Regions from separate parts of the Homo sapiens genome. Here region 1 is linked to region 2. Evidence: read pairs that join two places in POLR2A ChIA-PET (ENCODE). Cell type or tissue: IMR-90. All regions are shown on one strand.

Evidence for each region. Peaks named below come from ENCODE experiments on the same cell type or tissue, not always from the same donor. Only the 100,000 strongest peaks of a DNase experiment are listed, where the experiment ranks them.
Region 1: POLR2A ChIA-PET joins it to region 2 with 18 read pairs; 2 of 35 experiments call an interaction of 5 or more read pairs at or near these places.

What each region holds. Positions count from the first base shown.
Region 1 is chr2:30,246,689-30,254,688 of GRCh38, reverse strand. The region is part of intron 2 of LBH (LBH regulator of Wnt signaling pathway); the gene reads right to left. Among named protein-coding and RNA genes, the nearest start is that of LBH, 19 kb to the right of the region's middle. In IMR-90, no CTCF peak of the experiment used is centred here; a DNase peak (open chromatin) is centred at 1,478; H3K27ac peaks cover 5,053 bases.
Region 2 is chr2:30,580,776-30,588,775 of GRCh38, reverse strand. All of the region lies in intron 5 of LCLAT1 (lysocardiolipin acyltransferase 1), which reads right to left. Among named protein-coding and RNA genes, the nearest start is that of LCLAT1, 140 kb to the right of the region's middle. In IMR-90, no CTCF peak of the experiment used is centred here; no DNase peak of the experiment used is centred here.

The sequences.
Region 1 (8,000 bases), 330 kb after region 2:
AGCCTAAGCCAAGGAAAAGCAAAAGGCATGACAAGCAGGGCAGGCCCAGCAAAAGGAGGAGGGGGGGAGGGGGAGGAGGAGGAGGAAGAGAGGAGGAAGAGGACGAAGAGGAGGAGAGGGGTGGGAAGCATTGGATTTCACTTCAAGCTGGAAACAGGTCTTTCATTAAAATAAGGAAAAAAATCTAATGATGATGATGATGGATGAAATTTTTCCTGAGCAGAATCTCAAACCTCACAATAATTCTAGTTACCACCCCCCAACTTATCCACAGTTTTGCTTTTCTTGGTTTCAGTTACCCACGGTCAACTGCAATCCCAAGATAGGTAGGTACGGTACAATAAGATATTGTGAGACAGAGACAGAGACAGAGAGAGACCACATTCACATAGCTTTTGTTGCAGTATAGTGTTATAATTGTTCTATTTTATTGTTAGCTATCATTGTTAATCTCACATTGAGTCTAATTTATAAATTAACCTTTATCACAGGTATGGATGTATAGGATAAAACATAGCATATGTGGGTTTGGTATTATCTGTGGTTTCAGGCAACCACTGTGTGTCCTGGAACGTATCCCCCAGAGATAACGGGGACTACTGTAACCCTATTTTGTGGATAAGAAACCTGAAGCACAGAGACGGTATGTGACTTGCTCAAAGCCACGCACCTGGGAAGCAGCTGAACTGGGATCCAAACTCAGACCTGTAGGACTTCAAATGAAGCGTTCACTTGATAGCATGGGTTAAGCCACACAACCCAGGTGCTCACTATGTCCTTGACCACCATTGTATAACTCCGGTCAAGTCCTCTCAACCCCAAACACCTCAGTTTCTCCTTTTGAGACATGAGGTGACCTTCTTGTCTCACTAGATGGGTACAAGTTCTTGGCAAATATAAAGATGATAAAATACTTTGAGGACATAAGCAAAATTGAAACTATAATGTCCTCTTTGGAGCAGTTTCAAAAGAACTACAGTAAGCATCCAATCTCCAAGCAAGAGGGAGTCATATGAACACAGTAATTAAAATAATTCCAAACAGCGCCATTCATACCGAGAGCTCCACAATTAAGTCTTTTAAGACCTTGCAAGAGGTCTGAGAATTGAACTTCTGATACTGCTTAGCTGCCAGAGGACTTTGCTCCCTGAATTGCTCGAAGCAAGCACTGTTTAAATTTTTTTGTTTGTTTGTTTACAAAGCCTATTAATTGTATTTTTAAAAATTACTACAATAATCGAACCCTTCCATCAGAGATCTTATTTTATTATCAGATTATACCCATTTGGGCCTCAAAATTGTAGCTCTCTCCAAACACAAAAAGTACCCAGAACCAACAGCTTCTGGTTTCCTTACAGACAGACAGAAAGCCTTGCAAAGTGCTGCTGAGTAATTTGCCAGCACAATCTTATCTCTGACAGCTGCTTCAGAGGCTGACCCCAAGGAGGTCAACATTTTTCCACTAAGTCATGCTTTTTAATCATCTAGGCAGCAGAAAAATGAGAGGTTGCAACTGCAATTTGACGGGTGGGGTAGGCAGTGGAAAAAAGGACTTGAGTCAGACTTGCCAAGCACATGACAGGTAGGGGTTGAGGCGGCAGGCCAGGCCGGCATGCTGCCTGCCTGCAGGAACTGGCAGGGAGTAAAGAACTGCCCCTGTTCCCAAAAGAAACTGCTTCTGGTTAAACCTCTTTCCCCAAAGTGCTCCTTCTCTCTGTACTACAGAAAGGCAAAAACAAACACAAATCATTTTCCCTTCTCTCTGCAGCTCTCAGAGGCATTTCTCACCCTCAGCCCAGGGTAGGGCAGGTCTAGAAGAATCCACCCCCAGCTGTGATTCTCCCAGCCCTACACCTTCCTCCCTCTGCCAGCCCTGGACTCCACATCCAGCAGCCACATTGGGCTGCCAAAGCTGATGGCTGAAATGAATCCAATGGACACCAAGTGTGTTAGTCCATTCTCATGCTACTATGAAGAAATCCCCAAGACTGGGTAATTTATAAAGGAAAGAGGTTTTTTTTTTTTTTGAGACGGAGTCTCGCTCTGTCACCCAGGCTGGAGTGCAGTGGCACGATCTCTGCTCACTGCAAGCTCCGCCTCCTGGGTTCACGCCATTCTCCTGCCTCAGCCTCCTGAGTAGCTTCGACGACAGGCGCCCGCCACCACGCCCGGCTAATTTTTTGTATTTTTAGTAGAGACGATGGTTCACCATGTTAGCCAGTATGGTCTCAATCTCCTGACCTCATGATCCGCCCGCCCTGGCCTCCCAAAGTGCTGGGATTACAGGCATGAGCCACTGCACCTGGCCTAAAGGAAAGAGGTTTAATTGCCTCACGGTTCCACATGGCTAGGAAGGCCTCAGGAAACTTACAATCATGGTGGAAGCGGAAGCAAACACATCCTTCTTCACAAGGTGGCAGGAGAGAGAAGTGCCGAGCAAAGGGAGAAAAGCCCCTTATAAAACCATCTGATCTTATGAGATCTCACTTACTATCATGATGAGAATGGCATGAGAGTAACCGCCCCCATGATTCAATTACCTCCTACCAGGTCCCTCCCATGAGACAAGGGGATTATGGGAACTACAATTCAAGATAAGATCTGGGTGGGGACACGGCCAAGCCATATCACCAAGTTCCATCCTTTGCAAATGGAATGAAGCCTTGACATTTACACACACCATGAATCTCCCAGGTCTTGCATTCTCCACTGTGTAGAAAAGTAAGCACCATTGTTCATCTCAGAAGCTCACCCTCAGGCCCAGGATTCTCTGCTCCAACAGCCTCTGCTGTTGGTCGGCCAAACAAACGCCCTGGGCTTCCCTGAAACATCTTGCTGCCTTCATCATCCTCATACTAAATCATCTATCCAACAAAGCAGCCACTCACCACACAGGGCCATTTAAAGTTACATTAAATTGATGTTTATATTATATCACATATAAATTTCTGTTAATAAAAATAAAATAAAAATTTTAGCCACCTTTCTTATTTTTTATTAGTTTTTTTTTTTTTTTTTTCTTGAGATAGGGTCTTGTTTTGTCACCCAGACTAGAGTGCAATGGCACAATCTCAGCTCACTGTAGCCTCAACCTTCCAGGATCAAGTGATCCTCCCACTTCAGCCTCCCAAAGTGCTGGGATTACAGGCATGAGCCACCATGCCTGGCCATGGTGATGGTGAATTTTACAGGGGACACCTCTTCGGAGGCATCCTTTGCCTGGTGGCCTCCAGTCCCAACAGGCCGTGGCATTTTGGGAACTCAAATGAATTCACTTGAAAGGTCAAGGGAGCTTCAAGGCTTCGTAGCAGGAAGAGATGGTCTGTAAGATACTGGAATTTCTGGCTGTATAGATCAGTGCTGTCCAAAAGAATGTTCTGCATATGGAAATGTTCTCTATCTGCGCTGTCCAGTACAGTAGCCACTTGCCATGTGTGACTATGGAGCACTTGAAAGGTGGCTAAAATTGGCCAGGCACGGGTGGCTCATGCCTGTAATCCTAGCACTTTGTGGGGCTGAGGTGGGAGGATTGCCTGAGCCTGGAAGGTTAAGGCTGCAATGAGCAGAGATTGTGCCATTGCACTCCAGCCTGGGTGACGAAACAAGACCCTTTCTCAAAAAAAAAAAAAAAAAAAAAATTCTACTGACAATAAAAAATAAGAATGGTGGCTAAAGTGTTATTTTTTATTTAATTTTTATTAATAGAAATTTATATTATATACTATAAATATCAATTTAATGTAACCTTAAATGGCCCTGTGTGGCGAGTGGCTGCCTCGTTGGATTGATGATTTAGTATGCGGACGATGAAGGCAGCAGGATGTTCCTGGGAATCCCAGGGCGTTTGTTTGACCGACCAACAGTGGAGGCTGTTGGACCAGAGAATCCTGGGCCTGAGGGTGAGCTTCTGGAGACCAGGAATTCCTCAGCAGGCTTCTTGCTTAGGCATAAAAGTTGCCGGTGAGCCAGTTCCCATTTCACCCTTGGAGGGGAACTGAAAGGCAACACCAGGGCTTCAAAGGCCCCAAATTTAGGGACCGGGCTATCAACTGTCTGCCTCCATGCCAGGTGACCTAAACCTGGCTGCCCCTGGGGTGGGAGAGGAGAGAGATGCCTGGCACCTGGCATGGAAAATGTGAGCGCTCCTGGTCAGAGCCACCCTCCCCTGAGTGTGCATCTCTCAGCCATCATCTGACAAACAACCCAAGCTGGCCACAAAGAGGCCGAGGGCTCTGCAAAGAGCCGAGAGATGCTAATAGGGAAAGCGGACACCAGCAGGTAGAGGAGATGAAAGGTGGTTAGCAGGACACAAAGGGCTAATGACCAGCTCTGCAAGCTGAGACCTCAGGAGCCTGGACATCTTGCTCTTTTTTGCAAAGGTGGAAAGAGGAAAGAGGAAGGCCGGGGGTGGAGAGGGAGGGGAGCGAGCCTGAGATACATAACCAGGCTAGCTCCCTAAGGCACTGTGGACAAAACCACACAGTAAGCTTCTACCCTCTCTTGTTGCAGAGAAGTAAGAACAATCAGCCCAAACCCGCTCAGGAAAATTGCTCTTCCCACAGGCAGACCACAGAGTCCGAAGGATCTGGCTTTTTCCTCGCCTCCATCTTTTATTATCGCTATGACCCTGGTCACGTCATTTTATCGCCTCTGAGCCTCAGCTGCCTCCCGAGTAAAATGAGAAAATCATTTCCACTTTACGGTATGGTTGGCAAGGTCACAGTGCTGTGCCTTGAGAGCCAGCACAGTGCCTGACAGGCTCATCGAAGCGGTGGCCTATTCTCCTCCTCTACTCCTCTATAATTTGGGTCAGTGCTAATGCTGATCTTGCAGGGCTTTGGAGAGAATCAAACACAGGTATGTGTGAACATGCCCTGTAAACTCTACCTTCCTAATGATGGTTCTTACTAGGTAAAGCTGGGGTCCCCCAGCAGCATTTAGAGTGAGGAACCAAGGGGTCAACAGCTGTGGCTTGGGACAGGAGCAAATACGCAGCACTCCTGGGCTTGTGCCCACAAATCCTAGGCCGAGTTCTTAGGAGAAATGGCTGCAACTTCATTCATCACTTCCCTCCCTGTGGCTCTGTTTCCCCAGGGCGTGGGTTAGGACCGGGGGAATGAAAACCATGCCCTTGTCACTACCCCGCCCCCAACCAGAGGCCTTCCTCTTCTTCTACCTCCTCCTTTCACTTACTCCAGGGGCCTGCCCCTCAGCTTCCCAACGTCTGGATTTCTTACTTCTCCTGGAGAACAACAATGAATTGCCTTGTGTGTTCCTTCCTTCCTACGATGGGCTGGCTTATAACAATGGGCAGATCTCTACCAGCATCCTGCTCTGCCAAGGGATGAATGAACAAGCAGCAGCTAATTCAAATAAAAAACCCACCTGTTCTTTGCCCCCTAACAATGTGTGAAGGCAAGAAATTCCGTCTTTGAAATACTTGCCTCCTGCTATTTTATTATCATCATTATTATTATTTGCATTTTACTGGCTTTTCCACGTGAAATGTGGCTAATAAGAACAGAAAGAATTGTAGCAAAGGGGCAGCAGGGCTACTAACTAGATGCAGGGAAGGAAGAATATTCTCCAGTCTCTACTCAGAGACTGTCCATCTTTAAGACTCTCATCTTCCTTAAATCTCCCCTGGACTGGGGTTACAGAACATCCACCTCACTCTGTTCTGCCTTGCCCTGGTGCCTCTAATCCTATAGAGGACTTAAGCAAAGATTTGGGGCTTATAACAACTGCTAGACCTCCTTCCTTTGGATCAAAGATGCTTAAGCCTCCAGCCTTGAAACTTAAAAGAAAAGGAAATCCTTTGGATAAACACCATCTTTCATAAACATCTCTCAAACACACACCCATCCTGCGAGTCAGGAGTTCCAAATTCTAATTAATTGCACTAATTTCTACTGCTAACTCTGGGCCCAGTGGAATGAGGAGGCTTTTGGAATGTTAGAGAACTTTTTTCTCCGGGGCAGTGAGAAAAGACTTGTTATCAGGCACAGATGACTTCAAATATTCACGACTTTTTGACTGTATCATCATTACCTTCTGGAAAGAAGACTGGCCCCCTGTCACCTCCAGGCATCTGTGGGTGGCACATCCGTCTCTCTATCCTCCCTCCACTAGTACTACCCAATGTCCCATGGTCACACCTCTCTCAGCTGCCATTTCTAACTATCCCCGCATTCTTTTTTTGGAAACACAAATCTTGAATATTTAGCCTGTCCCATTGCCTTCCATTTCTTGTTTGGGTTCCCTTCCTAACCCCCACCACGTAGCTTCCAAAAACATCCCTGGATGGAAACAAATCTCGAAGGCCTTCCTTGCAGCCCTGCCCCACGGCCTTTACTCCACTTTCATTCCGTCTCTACCCATTCTACAGTGCACTACCAGGACGACTCACTTTGTCCTCCACAAAAAATTTTTTTGCCCCACGCAAGACGTCTTCCTTGATAGTAGCTCCCATAAAAGAAGCTTGGAGATTTTAGTTGATCACAACTGCAGCATTGAGGCTAACAACTGAAGCAAATAGGGCTATATTCCTAGAGGTATATGCCTTTCAATGAAACCATCTACACTAACAGAGAGCTGATGGACCTGCTACCCTCTCATCAGGCATATTCTATTTAGCCTAGGGCAGCCATTCTCCAAGCTCAACTGCCAAGATCCTTTCAGTGAGGGAGCCTCCACAGAGGTAACATATTTTCATAGTAATACTAAGATGTCGTTTGCCTTTTTCAGTGTTAACACTTGCACTAAGGGTATAGAAAGCAACAGTGGAAGAAACTGCTGGCACCTTGGCGAGAATTAACATAGTGGCAGCAAACCATACTTGGCATCATCAATTGTTCGCCAGCTCACCCTCACGATTAAAACGAAAGCAAGCAAACAAAAAAAATTAATGCCCTTGATGAAGTGGTAAAAAGTAATTTATATTAAATATTGACTCAACCACATGTCACTTATGTATGTGGCACAGTGAAATGGACAGTTAGCCTACAACATTTCTGCTGCTGACGGAAGTACAACAGCTGTCTTGAGGAAAGCAGTCATGTGACAGAGTTGCCAGCTGAACTAGCCGCTCATGCCACGGAGCACCATTCTTACTTGAAAGAATGACCAACAAATTGTAGTTATTCCAACTTGGGTATTTGGCAGGCATTTTCTCAAAAATGGACAAAGTGACAAAGTGAGCCTGTCACTTCAAGGAAAATAACAGTATTTGTCACCAATGATAAAAATAGAGCTTTCAAGTGAAAATTAGAATTTTGAAAAAGTTGTATCAGCCACCATGAGCCTGACAGCTTCCTAATGCTTGAGATCAGTAGAGACATTAAGAAATGTGATTTTATGATATTGTATAATGAAATGAGTCAACATTTTGAAGACCTGCATAACTTGGTGAACCTATATTTTCCAAATGATCAGAACATTACACTAAGCATGGGTAAAAGATGCACTCAAAGTGCAAAATAGACTAATGAATTTTAGTGTACAAAAAGGTCATTGATAAGATGTCAGATATCACATTGCCACTAACATTTAAGAAACTACCACTTGTTGGCTGGGCACAGTGTTTCATGTCTATAATCCCAGCACTTTGGGAGGCTGAGGTGGGAGGACTGCTGGAGGCCGGGATTTCAAGACAAGCCTGGGCAACATAGTGAGACCCCATCTCTACAATTAAAAAAAAATAGCCAGGCATGGTGGCACATATCTATAGTCATAGGGACTTGGGGAGGCTGAGGCAGGAGGATCACTTGAGTCCAGGAGTTGGAGGCTGCAGTGAGCTATGACCATGCCACTGCACTCTAGCCTGGGTGACAGAGCAAAACGCTGAAAGAAAGAAAGAAAGGAGGGAGGGAGGGAGGGAGGGAGTGAGTGAGGAAGGAAAGAAAAAGAAAGAAAGAAAGAGAAAGAAGGAAGGAAAAAAGAGAAAGAGAGAAAGAAAGAGGAAAAAAACTAGTGAAGTACCAAAGAAACAAATCTGCATA
Region 2 (8,000 bases):
ATACAAAATTAGCCAGGTGTGGTGGCACGTGCCTGTAATCCCAGCTACTTGGGAGGCTGAGGCAGGAGAATTGTTTGAACCCGGGAGACGGAGGTTGCAGTGAGCTGAGATCGTGCCATCAGTACAGGCTGGCTGTACTCCAGCCTGGGCAACAATAGTGAAATTCTGTCTCAAAAAAACAAAAAAACAAAACAACAACAACAAAAATAACAAAAACAAAACTAAGGCACAAAGAGAAGAGGAGAGTTTGAGGCCTCAGAGTCTGGTTAGGAATTCTGGCTCCTAACTGCTCTAACAATATCTGCAGTATAAATTTTCATCCACTCTCCTCATCCCCATGTATGTGCATGAATGATATGGCAGTGAGGAAGAAGCCTCTGAAAAGGATGTTTGGGGGCACAGCCACATGAGCAGAAACTGGTAAAAAGGACAGGAGAGGAGAGCAAGGTGTTTATCCCCAAGGATATGGTCTGAGTCCTAGAGAAAGAAGATTTGAATTAAAAGCTGAAGGAGGTGAAGAAGTGCTTCCCAGGAGGGATCTCCTTCAGGACAGAGAGAGGCCAGAACCACTTGGCCCTTGGAGGGTTGAAAACGTCAGGAGCACACAGAGCCATGCCCTAGGCAGCGAAGCAATGTTTCTGGCCTATACAGCCAGCTATGAGGTGACCTGATCAAGGTGGCTTCCTCACATGGATTTTGCAAGGAAGGCTTCTACCAGAGGGTCAGAGCTCAGGAGACAGAAATACTTGGAAATTATTGTTGGACATTTGGGGAGAGATGCTGAAGTTTGGCAGCTAGGCTGAAGAAGGCTTCCAGATAGGACTTTTTGGTATTATTATAATCTCATCTGTATCTTTAGGCTAGGAAGACTTGGGGACATTTGGAATTACTACAACACTTAAAGACTGGTCAATTATCTTTTAATCATTGATCTTGGATAAAAATCAAATTGTTCTACTTCCAATAGAGTTCAACTATTTGTCTAAGAGGACAGCTCTTAAAAAAAAAAGGTACCATAAACAAATGAGTTATTCATACTAAAGATATTGTTAGGAAAGAGGAAATTATAAACAATTCAAGTTTTGCTTAACTTTTACAATGTTCAGTTTCTTCTTTCTCTTATATTACAACTTCACCATCCTGTTGTCTTTGAAAAATCAAATTAGATAATAAGCCTATTTTTATAAACATAAAATCCTTATAATGTTACAAGAGGACTTGTCAGACTTCAGAACTTCAAAAGACTAGTTTAATGCATCAAAGTCTGTATCTTCAGATCTTAGGATTTTAAATTCAGTAGCGCTCATGTCTATTTAAAGTTTCCCTAGAGTGCTTTTCTATTTCTGAGAAATTTAACAATAACAAATAGTTACCAAAAATAATCCCTTTGAAATTACAGTAACCGCATGAGAAAGATGTTGCGTCCCGCAGTCTCAACATCATAAAAAAAAAACTACCATGTTTAAATAACCACAAATTGCCTAGAAGTTCTATTAAAAAAGAGAACAGAAGATTCTTGAAATCTCAGAAAATTATCAAATATTAGAATTAAAAGAGATCTCAGAAGTCTTCTACTTCTGTCCTTTTCACTAGTTCTCCCTAAGCTGGTCTCAAGGCAGAGAATGTTTCTAGAGGAAGGGGGTGTCCATTAGGATCAAGTGTTAGTGACAGAGCAAGAAAGGACAAGGTCTGGGATTTACCACAAGGTGGTCACTTGAGAGTGTTCAGGTTTAGCGGAATCTAAGAGGTAGAAGACTGATCACAAAAAGTTTTGAAGTTATTAGGGAATAAGGGTGTGATGACAGTTCATCAACAGCTCTTCCAAGAAGTTTATATCTGAAGCAAAGAAAGATGTAGTGTAGAAGCTTGGAGTAGGGGTGCATGGTGAGGGGGTTATAAAAAGTGTCCGTGTAGTTGCATGGTTTTTTTTAAGTCTTTTTTTCCTTTTTAAAGACTAAAGACATTTGAACAATATTAAATGCTGACAATAAGGAAGGATTGGTAAGTTAGAGCTTAAAGATAAGAGACACAGGGACAAGATGTTGAGGATGGGCAGAGGAGGCTTGAAATTGCTACTGCAGAGAATGGAATGGTTGACTAGGGAAACAGAAAAATGGTCAGCCAGCATTGAAGTCAGCAACCGTACTGTGTTGAAGAGTGTCTCCCAATTTAATGTTTACTGGAACCCCAGAATGTGACTTTACATCTGCAAAGAACCTATTTCTAAATAATTAGTTAAGTCACAATGATGTTATAGTGGATTATGGTGAGTATCATGAGTGGTATCCTTAAAAGAAGTGGGAAGTCACAGGGCAGAAGGCCATACAAAGATGGAGGCCATATAAAGACTGGAGTCATGCTGCCATAAATCAAGGAATGCCTAAGACTGATGGCAACCAAGAAGAGGCAAGGAAGGACTCTTCCCCAAAGCCTTCAGAGGGAGCGTGGCTCTGCCAATACCTTGATTTCAGGTTTCTAGCTTACAGACTGTGAGAGAATAAATTCCTACTGGGTTTTTTTTTTTTTTTTTTTTTGAGACGGAGTCTTGCTCTGTCACCCAGGCTGGAGTGCAGTGGCGCGATCTCGGCTTCGCAAGCTCCGCCTCCCGGGTTGACGCCATTCCCCTGCCTCAGCCTCTGGAGTAGCTGGGACTACAGGTGCCCACCATCACGTCTGGCTAATTTTTTTGTATTTTTTTAGTAGAGATGGGGTTTCACGTGTTAGCCAGGATGGTCTCGATCTCCGGACCTCGTGATCTGCCTGCCTCAGCTTCCCAAATTACAGGCGTGAGCCACCACGCCCGGCCATTCCTACTGTTTTAAGCAACCTAGTTTATGATAATTTGTTACAGCAGCCCTAGAAAATTAATACAGCAACCAAGAGTTTATTTGGCAGTAATCTGCATGGTTTAGGGGATTTTCTCCAGCAGAGCTAAATGCTAGTACAGGTATAGAGAAGGCAAGCAGCAGGCAAGACCCAGGAATGCACTTCTGCTGACTGTGTGCCACCCAAGAGCAACAGGGATAAGGTGTTCAAATACTAGCAAGAGTTTGGTTTAAACAATGGACCACAGAGTATAACCGATAAGAGAGAAAAGCATGAACACAGAAGGATGATTATGGATAGGGAAAAAGCATAAGGGTATTAAGGGAAGAGAGATCTTAATGAGAGTAAAAACAGCCTAGAGAGTGAGATGTTGCAATTTAACGTTTAACAGGTGGAGCAATTCCTGAAGACAAGATCCAAACTATGAAGTAGTGTGAATAATGAGGAGATCATGGAACTGGCATGAGTTATCATGCAGACGGTGAACTTACCTAAGAATGTGGCTAGACTAGAGAGGGAATGGAAGACTGAGCCAGGTGCTAAGTCTCCCCTCTCCAGTGAAATGAAGGCTGAGGCAGAGGATGTAGTGAAGGGTTGACTGATTTCTGAGAGAGGTAAAAGTTGCTATATTTAGATGACAAAAGGCTCAAAAAAATGTTTTTTGACTCGGTATTTTTTTTTACCGAGGATGGATAAATCAGAGGTAAATTAAGAACATTATATGGTAGTGAGATATGAGAAAATGAACAGCGCTTGAGAGGGAAACAAGGAAGAGGCATGGAGTCAGGAGACAGCTATGTTTTAATGAAGGCAATAAGGCAGATAGCATGGTCAACACAGAGGTAGTTTGAAAAATGAGCCCATCATCGTGATGATCAAGATTATTTCTCATTTACCCCATAGAGACTGTAACTTGGCTACAACATCACTCTGATATATAAAACCTTACCTCTACTCATGTCCTTTAGGTAAGCCTAGAGGGTTTTTTTTTTTTTTTTTTTTTGAAATATAGTAATATTGGTTCCTTATCAGGGCAGCAAGTGGTTCTTCCACTGGCAAACTTTTCCGATCACCCAAATCACCGGCACAAAGGAACATTGTTGGAAAGATCACTGATGCTTTATGATGTGCTTGAGACATCACTGAAGAACATAAAACTTTTATATTAGTCTAGAATATAGCCAGTTTTTATGGATTCTAATTATTACAGAGGCCTGATGGCCCTGAAGAAGATAAAAGTTGGACTAACTGCCATCATAGAACATTTTTTGCTAAGCTGCATCAGTATCTACAACCAAGTTTTGCTACTTAGAAAGCACTGTCTAATTATACACAGACAATAAACTAGAAAGAATTACAGCAAGAAATCCAGAGAACCTTCCAGGATATTGTCAGAGTGTGGCCATACACCATCAAGCTCTATACCATACAAAGCAGTGATATTCTTTAACCCTCTTTAAGACTGTGACATCTGTACCTACCATACACATTATATCTTGAATGAATTCATTAAAGTCAACAAGAAGCCTTCCTTATTATTAAAGCCATTCTAAATGTGATTCAGCCAGCCAGAACAGTTAAGAACAACTGCAACAACAACAAAGCTATTTTTGGCTAGATGCATTGAGTGCGGGTAAAAAAAGGAAGCAAGAACAGGGTAGTCAACAGGCTAACAGGGTAGAGAAGAGAGGTTCACGCATGTAACTACAACACTGAGGAATCTTAATAGACATACAGTTAAACTGCTACACGGATTCAGAAAAAGAAAAGACCAGTTTGGCTGACGGGATCCAAGAAGATGGCCACAAATAGAAATAAAAACAAACACTGCATGTTCTCACTCATAGGTGGGAGTTGAACAATGAGAACACATGGACACAGGGAGGGGAACAACACACACCAGGGCCTGCTGAGAGGTGGGGGGCGAGGGGAGGGAAGTTAGAGGAAGGGTCAACAGGTGCGGCAAACCACTTTGGCACACGTATCCCTAAGTAACAAACCTGCACGTTCTGCATATGTATCCTGGAACTTAAAAGGAAAGAAAAGAGCCCTTCCCTTATCTTCTTGTTTATTTCAAACATTCCCACCTAATTCAACATGAAAAAAACCAAACCAAAGCAAATTTAAAATCCTGAGTGGCTACACAAACACCACATATAATATACATACCAATAATTAGAAGCCTGAAAAATCCAATGGGTAGAAATTTAACAGTATTGGTAAAGACTGCCACAGAAATGATGGCAGCTCACTCGTCAAGATTCATTTTCTTCTTTTCTCTCCATTTGCTATCACTTAATATAATACACTGGCCAAATTCGGACAATTTCAGCAGATGGACCTGGAAGCTAAGGGTTTTATCTTTTCCAACCACCCTTCCCCAAGGTGAGAGTATGATGTTTCAGCATTATCTTGCCAGACAGAAACTGCATTGGGGGTTGTGGTGGGAAATCTGTTTACAAGTGGATGGACTAAAATACTGAAACAGAAAAAAAAATCAAGTATGTGCTTTTTAGGCCTTGGGTAAGGACAATGGCAGCCAGAGGACAACACTGCTATTGTGGTGATGTAGAACACTATTTTTGGATGGCACTTTAATGAAACAACGAAACCCATGATCTTAAAGTTTACAGAAATGAAATTTGACTTGTAATTGCTACCTATCTCTATTCCCAAGATAGCAAAAGAGGCAATAGATGCATCTGAGAAACTTCTGGTTTAGCTCCTCAAATTGCAAATTAAGATCTAAATACTGAGTTTTATTTTAACAGTAAGCCATACTATCATCCTTTTGATTAATACCCAATAGCTAGTTATATGTGTTGGCTAATTTAGCTTATCTTAAACTTGTGTGCCAACACTTTAAATAAAAACACTTTAAATAAAGAGCTAATTAGAGTATAAAATAAAATGAACTGGTTTATAGTGCAGAAAAATGGTCAGCAGAATACAAAGATCTGAATTATTAAAAGTTCTGAAGTCATAAAAGAGGATGACCTTTATAAAAGAATAGCAATCTGCTTCAATTTATGTAAATGTTACAAGCTATTAGCCAATGGAACTTAAGGCTGCATAAAAGGTGAGAATTCTCAGGCATATTCCATCATACTCTGTGACATCTAACATTCCCATTTTCTGTAATTGCTGCCTCTTTGATGTTTTCATCCTGAGTTTTCCTCTCCTAGCCAAACGTTATAGGGCCAATAGAATATGATGTTGCACTTGGTACACAAAGTTCCCTCAACATAGCACGGTGAGTCAGTGAGTGAGAAATAAACTAAAATAAAATTTAAAAGGAAGGCTATGGGGATGAAATTTTTAAAAGGAATCTGGGCTTATGATACATTATGGCATTTACATCCAAACTATTAGAAAAGTTGCTGTAAAAGCTGCATAATAAGCAAAGTTGGACAACAGAGATTGTGCTTGGCATAAGCTCCTTACAGCTAGGAGAGAGCAAATAAGCCAAATACAAAATATCCTGAGCCACCAAGTTAGGATAATCACCTACAAATACAATCACTGCCATTGTGAAGAGGAGTTATATATCCTCATAAAATAATATTCTTCAAGGTGGTGCCTGTGGGTTATTAGCCTCATAAAGAATTCTGACAAATATATTCCTGTAGAAGTTCACTGATCTCATATACAATTTGATTGAAGTATATCTGTTACATTCATTAATATATTCATTCAATATTTATTGAACAATTTAGCACCATTGCCATGGGAGGGGGGCAGGGGCAGGGGTGAGGAGAGGGGGAAAGGGGGAAAAGGAGAAACAGAGACTGACTGATTCAATGCTTTTACTTTGGTTTTAGAAGCTCCTTGACCCAAAGGAGCTTACACTCTAGTATAGAGGAAAAAATATATTTTCTAATTAAGTGATTATTCTTGCTTTTTAGTATTTTTAATTGACAAATAATTGTACCTATTTATGAGGTAGTGTGCTATTTTAAGATATGTATGCAATGTGTAATGATCAGATCAGTAACTGGCATATCCATTACCTCAAACACTTACTTCCTGTGTTGAGAACACTGAAAAGCTGCTCTTTTGGCTATTTACAAGTATACAATCAATTACTGTAAATTATAGTCACCCCACAGTGTTATAGAACACTATAATTTATTCTTCCTATCTAGCTGTGCTGTTGTATCCATTAACCAACCTTTGGCTATTTCCCTTCACTTTTCCAGCCTCTAGTAACCACTATTCTACTCTCTACTCCTATGAGATCAACTTTTAAAGCTTCCACATATAAGTGAGACCATGCAGAATTTATCTTTCTGTGCCTGGTTTATTTTACTCAACATTATGTGCTCCAGGGTCATCCATGTTGCTGGGAATGATGAGATTTCATTCTTTTTATGGCTGAATAGAACGCCATTGTATATACTTACACACCAAATTTTCTTTATCCATTCATCTGATTATGAACACTTAGGTGGACTACATATCCTGGCTATTATTAGTAGGGCTGCAATTAACATGGAAGTGCAGGTGTCTCTTCAACATACTAATTTCCTAATCACCCAGAAACTGTGTGAGTCTTAAGATGGGTTCAACTGTTGTAGAAGACTGGAGGGGGACTGACAGGACTTCCAGCTGAAGAGATCAAGAAATGATCTTCCTGAGATAGGCATAAAGGAACAGGGGTATCTAATCAAAGGCAGAAGAGATGGGAGTACTGCAGGTGGTGGGAAGGAGTGGGCCACTGTGAGGCATGTCAAGTCACCACTTTGGATGGAACTTAAGTAGAGGCAAGAGCCCAGACTGGCTCTGTAGTCTGAGGTTTGAGAGCTCAGCAATGCTCTTAACTTGGTTTTGGTCAGCTTCCTTTTCTCATTTACCACAACAACTATTCCAAACTCTGATTAATCACCTCCATCCCCTTGTAACCCCACCATCATCAGATTACCTAACCTCTGATCTGACAGAGAGCACAGGGCCTTCCAGCAAAGCATCCCTCACCTTCTCACCACCTACTCCCAACCATAAGATACTATTTTGGGGTAACTATGATGATGCTAAAGCCAACAGGTCTTATTTTATCTTAGAACAAGTAGTAAACTGCTTAGGAAGATAATAAACTCTCTTAGAATACTAAGAAGGGAACGATTTACTCACCAGGCTTGGAGTATTTATAAAGTCAAACAAAAATATATATTCAG